Linked DNA regions of Homo sapiens: region 2 is linked to region 1. The links are chromatin contacts, found by Hi-C or POLR2A ChIA-PET in ENCODE. All regions are on one chromosome and are shown on one strand. The core of a region is the stretch at or near the end of the contact, and the rest is flanking DNA. Distances in the headings are between cores, read along the strand shown. Region 1 overlaps SYNE1 (spectrin repeat containing nuclear envelope protein 1). Region 2 holds the start of MTRF1L (mitochondrial translation release factor 1 like).

What was found. Hi-C counts contacts between places; a loop is a spot of excess contacts on that map. ChIA-PET counts read pairs that join two places held with the same protein, here RNA polymerase II (POLR2A). Pooled maps may share reads with other maps.
Region 2: a loop to region 1 is called in a pooled map, with 4 times the contacts of the local background. The contact joins the promoter of MTRF1L here to the enhancer-like site in region 1. A Hi-C loop is called at or near these places in 1 of 168 maps with a recorded cell type or tissue (CD8-positive, alpha-beta T cell), 1 of 37 single-sample maps with no recorded cell type and 10 of 50 pooled maps. POLR2A ChIA-PET finds 5 or more read pairs at or near these places in 1 of 52 experiments (activated T-cell).

What each region holds. Positions count from the first base shown.
Region 1 is chr6:152,168,661-152,172,740 of GRCh38, forward strand. All of the region lies in intron 130 of SYNE1 (spectrin repeat containing nuclear envelope protein 1), which reads right to left. Among named protein-coding and RNA genes, the nearest start is that of SYNE1-AS1, 210 kb to the right of the region's middle. RefSeq lists a silencer at 2,461-2,661. Within about 2 kb of position 2,596, at least 6 of the 41 ENCODE cell types and tissues checked have a DNase peak (open chromatin) inside an H3K27ac peak, as active enhancers do; they include CD8-positive, alpha-beta T cell, where a contact is called at or near this core.
Region 2 is chr6:153,000,765-153,004,499 of GRCh38, forward strand. It overlaps MTRF1L (mitochondrial translation release factor 1 like), which reads right to left and starts at 1,945. Exons shown (of 7, transcript NM_019041.7): 1 at 1,663-1,945. The coding sequence starts at 1,921. It overlaps RGS17 (regulator of G protein signaling 17), which reads right to left. Exons shown (of 5, transcript NM_012419.5): 5 at 3,695-3,735. RefSeq lists silencers at 1,693-1,752, 1,763-1,872 and enhancers at 2,102-3,102, 2,193-2,302.

The DNA.
Region 1 (4,080 bases), core at 1,346-3,845:
GCAAAAGGAGTAACTTCCTTCTTTTTTGGGTTCAGTATGCCAGCTCGGTAGTGTATGCAAGAGTTTTAGGGGTTGTTTGCGAAGGTGGGAAAGTACATGCTCTTTATCTTTGAGTAGACTATTTGGGGAGGAAAAATAAGGAAGAAATATTATTCTCCCTTACATATGCAAAACTTTTGTCCTTTAAAAATAATCATGTAGATGACAAAAATAACATTTTCATTTTAAGACAATTAAAAAAATAACTATATTCATTTGCTCAGGGGGTCTTCAGGTAACTCTTTTTCTTTTGTGAATTTCAAGAGTTTCCAAACTTTCTGCACTAAGCAGATGATAATTTAATAATTTATACTTTTAAAGAAAATAAGTCCCCAAATTATTAATTCCTATAATTCAATAAAATATGATTAATGCTGGATGCTTTACATCCTTTAGGGGATTAAAAACTACACACAAATAAATAATAAATATTAAATAAATAATGAAAATTTGCTAAGTTCTTTCCAAAAAGGACTACATGATGATTTGTAACTAAAATAAAACAAAGCATCTGGTTCTGGTCATGTGAGTTGACTGTTTTTAAAACAGAACACTACAGGAAACACATTTTCTTAATAAAAGAAATACATTGGTGGCTCACGCCTGTAATCCCAGCACTTTGGGAGGCTGAGGTTGGTGGATCACAAGGTCAGGAGATCAAGACCATCCTGGCTAACACTGTGAAACCCTGTCTCTACTAAAAATACAAAAAATTAGCTGGGCGTGGTGGCGGGCACCTGTAGTCCCAGCTACTCGGGAGGCTGAGGCAGGAGAATGGCGTGAACCTGGGAGGCAGAGCTTGCAGTGAGCTGAGATGGCGCCACTGCACTCCAGCCTGGGTGACAGAGCGAGACTCCATCTCAAAAAAAAAAAAAAAAAAAAAGGAAATACACCTGCCAGCCTGGGTTACAAAGTGACACCTCATCTCAAAAAAAAAAAAAAAAAAAAATCAAAAGATTATCCAGGCACAGTGGCATGCATCTGTAGTCCCAGGTAATGAAGTGGGAGGAAGACTGCTTGAGCCCAGGAGGCTGAGGCTGCAGTGAGCCATTACTGCACCAGTGCACTACAGCCTGGGTGACAGCGCAAACCCAATCTCAAAAAAAAAAATAAAAAATTAAAGAAAACTGCATTTTATATAAGAAATAAATTCTAGAAAACATAGTACTTAAAGATATTGTACTGTGAATTCTTTTATAAAACAATCATTCTTCTTATATTAATGTATTTTTAGTAATCAGAAATGAAAATATTTTAAACTTTGATTAAAGAAATATATTGGTTATGAATCTACCACTATAGGCAACTTTGTTTTTTTCTTGATTATGACTAACATTTTAAAAAACCTGAAGTCTTCAAAACATTTTATTGTCATAATTTCCTTAGTTTAATTTCTTTTACCTTATTTAGTTTACCTCATGGAGTTAAAAAATTTGAAATTTTTTTCATGCTTATTATTGTTAGCATAATATATGTATTCCAATGAACTAAATATGAGACAAGGCAAAGCTCTAAAGATACAATTATTCAAAGAGCAAAAATGGCAATGTTCATTGATACAGAAAATCCTAGATAAGTTGTGGTATATTTATACTATGGAATACTCTGCAGGTTTCTAAAAGAATGAGACTGGCATAGACATTGTTTTATAGTAAACACAGTCCTTTCCCTTGCATTTTCTCATTGGAGATGTGGCAGTTAGTTTCATTAACACTTTGAAAATGAGCAACTTGAGGCTCAGAGAAGTTACTCAGTAAGACCTGGGCCACACAGCAGGAACCAGGTGGACTAAACTCAGGCCTCTTGATTAGTTCTGTGCTGTTTCTGTGCTCATCGCATCAATGCATTCCTGATCCTTACCAGGCACCTTCCGACTCAAACACCCTTAGGTAATACCAGCCGTGAATTCCAAGAATTTCATTTCCTTTGACCTCCAACGTGGGTAGAACACCCTTTAAACTGAAAGTCCTCCTGAGGGCAGCTGCTAGGAACTTCACAAAGCCTTGCTTGCACTGCATATGTGTTTTACCTCCACAGCCTTTGAACTCCCTCTGGGATGAGAGCTGACCTCTATTGAACATATTCTATGCTTAGCGGTTGATATGGTTTAGCTGTGTCACTACCCAAATCTCATCTTGACTTGTAGCTCCCACAATTCCTATGCGTTGTGGAAGGGACCCGATGGGAGATAATTGAGTCATGGGGGTGGTTTCCCCCAGACTGTTCTTGTGGTAGCGAATAAATCTCATGAGATCTGATGATTTTATAAGGGGTTTCCCCTTTTGCCTGGCTTTCATTCTCTCCTGTCTGCCACCATGTAAGATGTGCCTTTCGCCTTCCACCATAATTGTGAGGCCTCCCCAGCCATGTGGAACTGTGAGTCCATTAAACATGTTTTTCTTTATAAATCACCCAGTCTCGAGTTGTCTTTATCAGCAGCATGAAAATGGACTAATACAGTGGTAAACCACTAATCATTCTTCTGAGCTAGCTACTATTATGATTCTCATTTTATACATGTGGTAACCGAGGTGCTGAGAAGATAAGCAAGTTGGTGAAGCAGAATCACGCTATGACTCAGGCAGCTGAAGCCCGAAGCCAATGCTTTGCTTTGTGTATGCTTTCATTTGTGTGCGTACGTTTTCCACCCTATGGTTTAGATTTGAGAAACTCAGCAAATACGGGAGTGACTGCTATGTGCAAAGAACAAGGTCAGGGGCTGGGACTACTATGGTGATCAAGGTTAGATACACTTACATTTTAGCAGAGAAAACAGGCTTAAAATGACTGATCACACAAGATTTCACATAGTTCAGGGAAATGCTATGAAGGAGAAGCCTACTGAGCCCGTAAGAAGAATCTGATCTAATCTGGAGAGAAGGAAAAACAGGAAGAACCAATCAGGAGCTGGCCAGGCCAGGGGCAGGCAGGAGAATGCCCAGGAAGAGAGAATAGAAAGGAAGAGGCCCTGCAGTGAGGAACGCTTGTGTACTTGCATTATGACACTTATTTGGTTAGGGACCATTTTCTTTCTCATCTTTATATCCCTAGAGCAGGCCACCTGTTTTGGTAAACAAAATTTTGTGGGAGCACTGCCATGGTTTTCTATTTACAGATTTTTCTATGGCTGCTTTCACTCTATAATAACACGCTAATAGCAACAGAGACTATTTGGCCCACAAAACTAAAAATATTTACTATCTGGTCCTCTACAGAAAACATTTGCCAACCTCTGCCCTATAGCAAGAAGCATAGTACTTCATATATAGTAGGCGTTCAATCATTTTAAAAAATTACTTGTTTTTACTCTACTTCTACAAAATGTTGAGGCAATTATAATAAATATAGAGATTAAAAACAACCAGTCACAAAAGGCCACATATTATATGACCTATGTATATGAACTATTCAGAACAGGTAAACATGTAGAAACAGAAAGTAGATTAGTAGTTTCCCAGGGCTGGGAGAAGTGGGGAAGGAAGAGGAGGGAAGAAAAGAGTGACGGCTAATGGGTAACTGTTTTTATTTGGGACTGACGAAAGTGTTTTAAAATTGATTGGAGTAATAGATGCATAGCTTTATAAATATACTAAAATCACTGAATTACATGCTTTAGATAGATGAGTTATACGGCATGTGGATTATATCCCCAAAAAAGCTGCTATTGAGAAAAACAAAAAGATAACAGCCAAATAACTAAAGGATGCTTTTGCCTTGGTGATGGGGATTTAGGTTTAGCCGAGAGAAAAAGAATTTTCTCTATTAGAAGGTCCAGTTACCCACTTCCCTGCCCCCAAATCATCACAACAGAGTGCGCAAGTTGAATTTGACCTTCCTAGATGCTAAGATGAGAAATGTTACTAATTCGTTGTCTGTGATAAGAAACATTGAAGAATTAATACTAAAAAGACAGATTTCCTTTTAGTCCTGAGCTCTAGAGAAATTGCTATGTGGATTTTCTGCACTGGATTCATTGACAAAACGAGAGCCAGTATTCTTAAAGGCAGTTTTACAGAAATTAGAGTGATGCGTCACCAATGA
Region 2 (3,735 bases), core at 695-3,194, 830 kb after region 1:
CCATTTTTATTCAAGTTACCAATGACAAAATTGCCAAATCTAAAGACTTATTTCAGTGTGAGCTGAAAAGGTTGTTTTACCTTTCTATGTCAGGTACTACGGATTTTTTTTTTTTTTTTTTTTTTTTGAGGCAGGGTCTTGCGCTGTCACCCAGGCTGGAATGCAGTGGCACCATCTTGGCTCACTGCAACCTCCACCTCCCGGGTTCAAGCGATTCTCCCACCTCAGCCTCTCAAGTAGCTGGGACCACAGGCACGCACCACCATGCCCAGCTAATTTTGCATTGTTTGTAGAGACAGGGTTTTGCCATGTTACCCAGGCTGGTCTCGAACTCCTGGGCTCAAGTGATCGGCCCACCTGAGCCTCTCAAAGTGCTGGAATTAGAGGCGTGAGCCACCACGCCTGGCCAAGGATCTCTTACTTCTTGAAATTTTCTATTGGCTTCTACAGCTTCATTTATTTATCTACTTCAGGGTCACAAAGCTCTGGCTGTTTTTTTCTTGACCTTTTATAGCCTTCTTCTCTGCCTGCTCCTCAAATACTGTGTATTTCTGGCCTTGTTAGACTTGTTTCTATCTTAACACATTTTCCCTGAGTGTTCTCATCTACTTCTAAGGTTTAATTTACCACGTACTGTATATCTCGAGAGCTCTCATATGATTATTTGGGCTCAATTTTTCTCCTATGTCAGTAATTTTTTCTCCTAGACTAGTACAGATATCTTTATTGGAATTCCTTTTCACAGGTATTTTTAACTTAATATGGCATTCAATGCAAAACTCATCTTTTTAAAAAATTCGGTCCAACTTTTATACTTTCATCTTAATTAACAGTACCACTCGTGCTGAAGCCAGAAACCTAAGACTTTTCTTAGAACTAACTCTCTCCCTCATCCTTCTCAGGGCATAAGCCACTAAATCCTAACTTGTTTCTCAAAATGTTTTGTGAGTCAGAACTATGCCTATCACCATTTCTTCTTTGGATTGTTTCAACTGCCTCCTCCCTGGCCTGTCAGCCACCAGCGTTTCTGGAGAATACTCCAATTTATCCTCAGCGCATGCCACCATTAACTTTTCTTTACAAAGACGTGAATTCTCTGCTTAAAAACATTTGCTAACTTTCCATGGTCTATAAAAAATAAATCCAAATTCTTTGTCTTGCAAGGTTCTTAACTATTTTTCTGGCTTCATGTTTCTATGACATCATCTCCCACCTATTCTATACTTAGGCCATACTGAATTTCCCAATTTAGTACCTTTACCCACGTATAGGTCTGAGATTCTGAGTCCTAAGTCTGCTATTAACAAGCACTGCCCTGATACTACTGCAAATGGGTCTCCACACCACACTTTGAGAAACACCGCTGTGGAGCCCATCACAGGGACAGTGCCTTATTTATCCTTGCTGAGCTAATGAGCTCTTGCCCGAGTCCACAACTAATAAGCATGTAAAAGGCGGCAGAGCGCCGTGGCAAAGGAGCACAAGAGAGCCCACAGGAGAGGATGGGATCACAGCACGTAATGATGTCCTGACCTCTGATCCAAAATAAAAACGGCTGCAAGTGAGTAAAGAGTTTCAAACTCGGGTAGTGTGGGCAGTGGAAAAGTCAAACGAAGAGTCAAGAATGTGCTCTGACGCCTCTCCCCCGGGCCCGACCCTTACCGTGCAGCAAGTGCTCAGTCTCCCGCAGCTCCCGCTCCTTCTCGTTCAGCAGTTTGATCACCGCCAGCAACTCGGGCCTCCTGACCTTCAAATGGGCTTCAGACCCCGCCTGGCGCTCGAGGAAGGTCCGCAAGGGCCCGCCCCGGGTGAACAGCTCCTCCAGCGGCGGGCTACCGGAGCTCAGGGGCCGGCGGGCTGGGCCAACGGCCCGGCGGGGCCAGAGCCACCGGGCAGCGCCCCACAGAACCCGGGACCGCATCCTTAGTCCGAGATCGCGGACCCTGACCGGAACCGGAAGTTCCGGACACAGCAGCCCTCGCGACAACACCCAGAATTTGGAGATAAGGGTGAGAGCGCACCAAGCCCCGCCCAGCGCAAGCGTTGCTTTTTAAAGGATTTTCCGGAAGCCTTGGCGGGAACTTCCTGCCAAGCGTGAGAACGCTGCGAACTTCCCGGAGGCCAAAAGTTGAGGGGGCTGAGCGGAGCGTGATTGGGGAGGGGCGGGCCTGGGAGACCTTGGGCGCCTCCTCTGAAAGCCTCTTGGTAGGTATCCGGTTGATGGGTGACGTGTTTGGCCGGAAAGGGAGAGCAGCAGATTGCCCCTCTGTTTTCTGATAGTGAGGATTTCTTTCCCATGCACTGAGTCGGGGCCTCCAGAGCCGCAGTGCAGGGCAGTCGAGGGTCCGCTGCAGGGCGGAGGTCACAGCCGCGCAAGTCGTCAGTCTCCGGTGCAGGGCTGCCGCTGAGTCTTCAAGAGCGAGTTTTATTATGGACAGGCGTGTGTTTATTCCTCCTCCTTTTTTCCTGCTTATGTTTCTCTTGTCCACGGTGGGTGAGGTTCGTGGTAATAAGGACTTGATAAGTGTATTATGAGATAACCACTGAATGAATTTGCACAATAGACGTGCGTGCCCTTCATCTGCCGCGTCATTTACTTGCTTTCAAAGGACTTTATTATTCACCTGCCCATTCATTTTCACTTAGTCCCACTTATCGTCAGCTTTTTAAAGAGGTGGAGTGATTCCGTGTTACAGCAACCTACAGCCCAACAAAGCCTTCAGATATCTGCCTCCAGGAGTCCAACCCTCATCCCTTTCCAAAGAACTGGTAGCGGATAGGTGCCAGCAATACCGACATTTATTGGCACAATGCTTTGCACTTTTCAAAAGACCTGTTCACAGCTCAACGGAGAAATAAATATGAGGGAATAAACACAACCAAGACAGTCCTGGGAATGCAAGGGCTAAACGCTCAATCTGAGAACTGCCACTACCTAACTGGTTTGGGCAGCGTCTACTAAGTGGTATTTCACTGTTGAGAGAGGTGATATATTAGAAGTACGAAACTTCTAATTTATTCATAAAAAATAAAATGGTAAAAAATGGGAACCCTTATCAAGGTTAAAATATCCTTAGGTCATCTAATCGAAACTGTTAAGTATAAACATTCTTAGAAAATAACGTTTGCATTGCCTCTCTCTTTTCATCTCTTAGCACGATAACAAATGCAGAGTGAGTGGAAGAATGAAATGACTCTTCAAACATCAGGAAGCAAAAATAGTTTTTTGCTACTTAAAGGCTCCACCTAATTATCTCAGTTCTTTTCACTTTGTGTATTCAAGCTACACAACTTTATACAATCGTTCTGCTGTTGAAACCCATTTTATTTTAATCCTGATCTGAGGATAGAACAGGACTGATCAGGATGTTTTTATCTCTATTAGAACAATTGTTTCCCAAGTCTGAACTTAACTTTGAATTTATCTTAACCATGGAAATGGTGAGAATCACTTGAACTCAACATGGTATATCTCTCAGTTGAGTTCTCAGAACATAAGTCATTTCAACAATATATTTTATTATTTATAAAAGGTGAAACATTTTAATAATTAAAACCTTATAGAACAATGTAAAGAATCTAGCCAGAATTTTATTTTCCCCCAAGTGCATAAGCAATTTAAGTAACACATAGAAGTGTACCTTTTATTCCTATAGTGTTATATACCAATGAGGAAACAGTAACTTTCTAAGGATACATTGTTGAATTCTTTATTAATTCAAAACATTTTAAGAA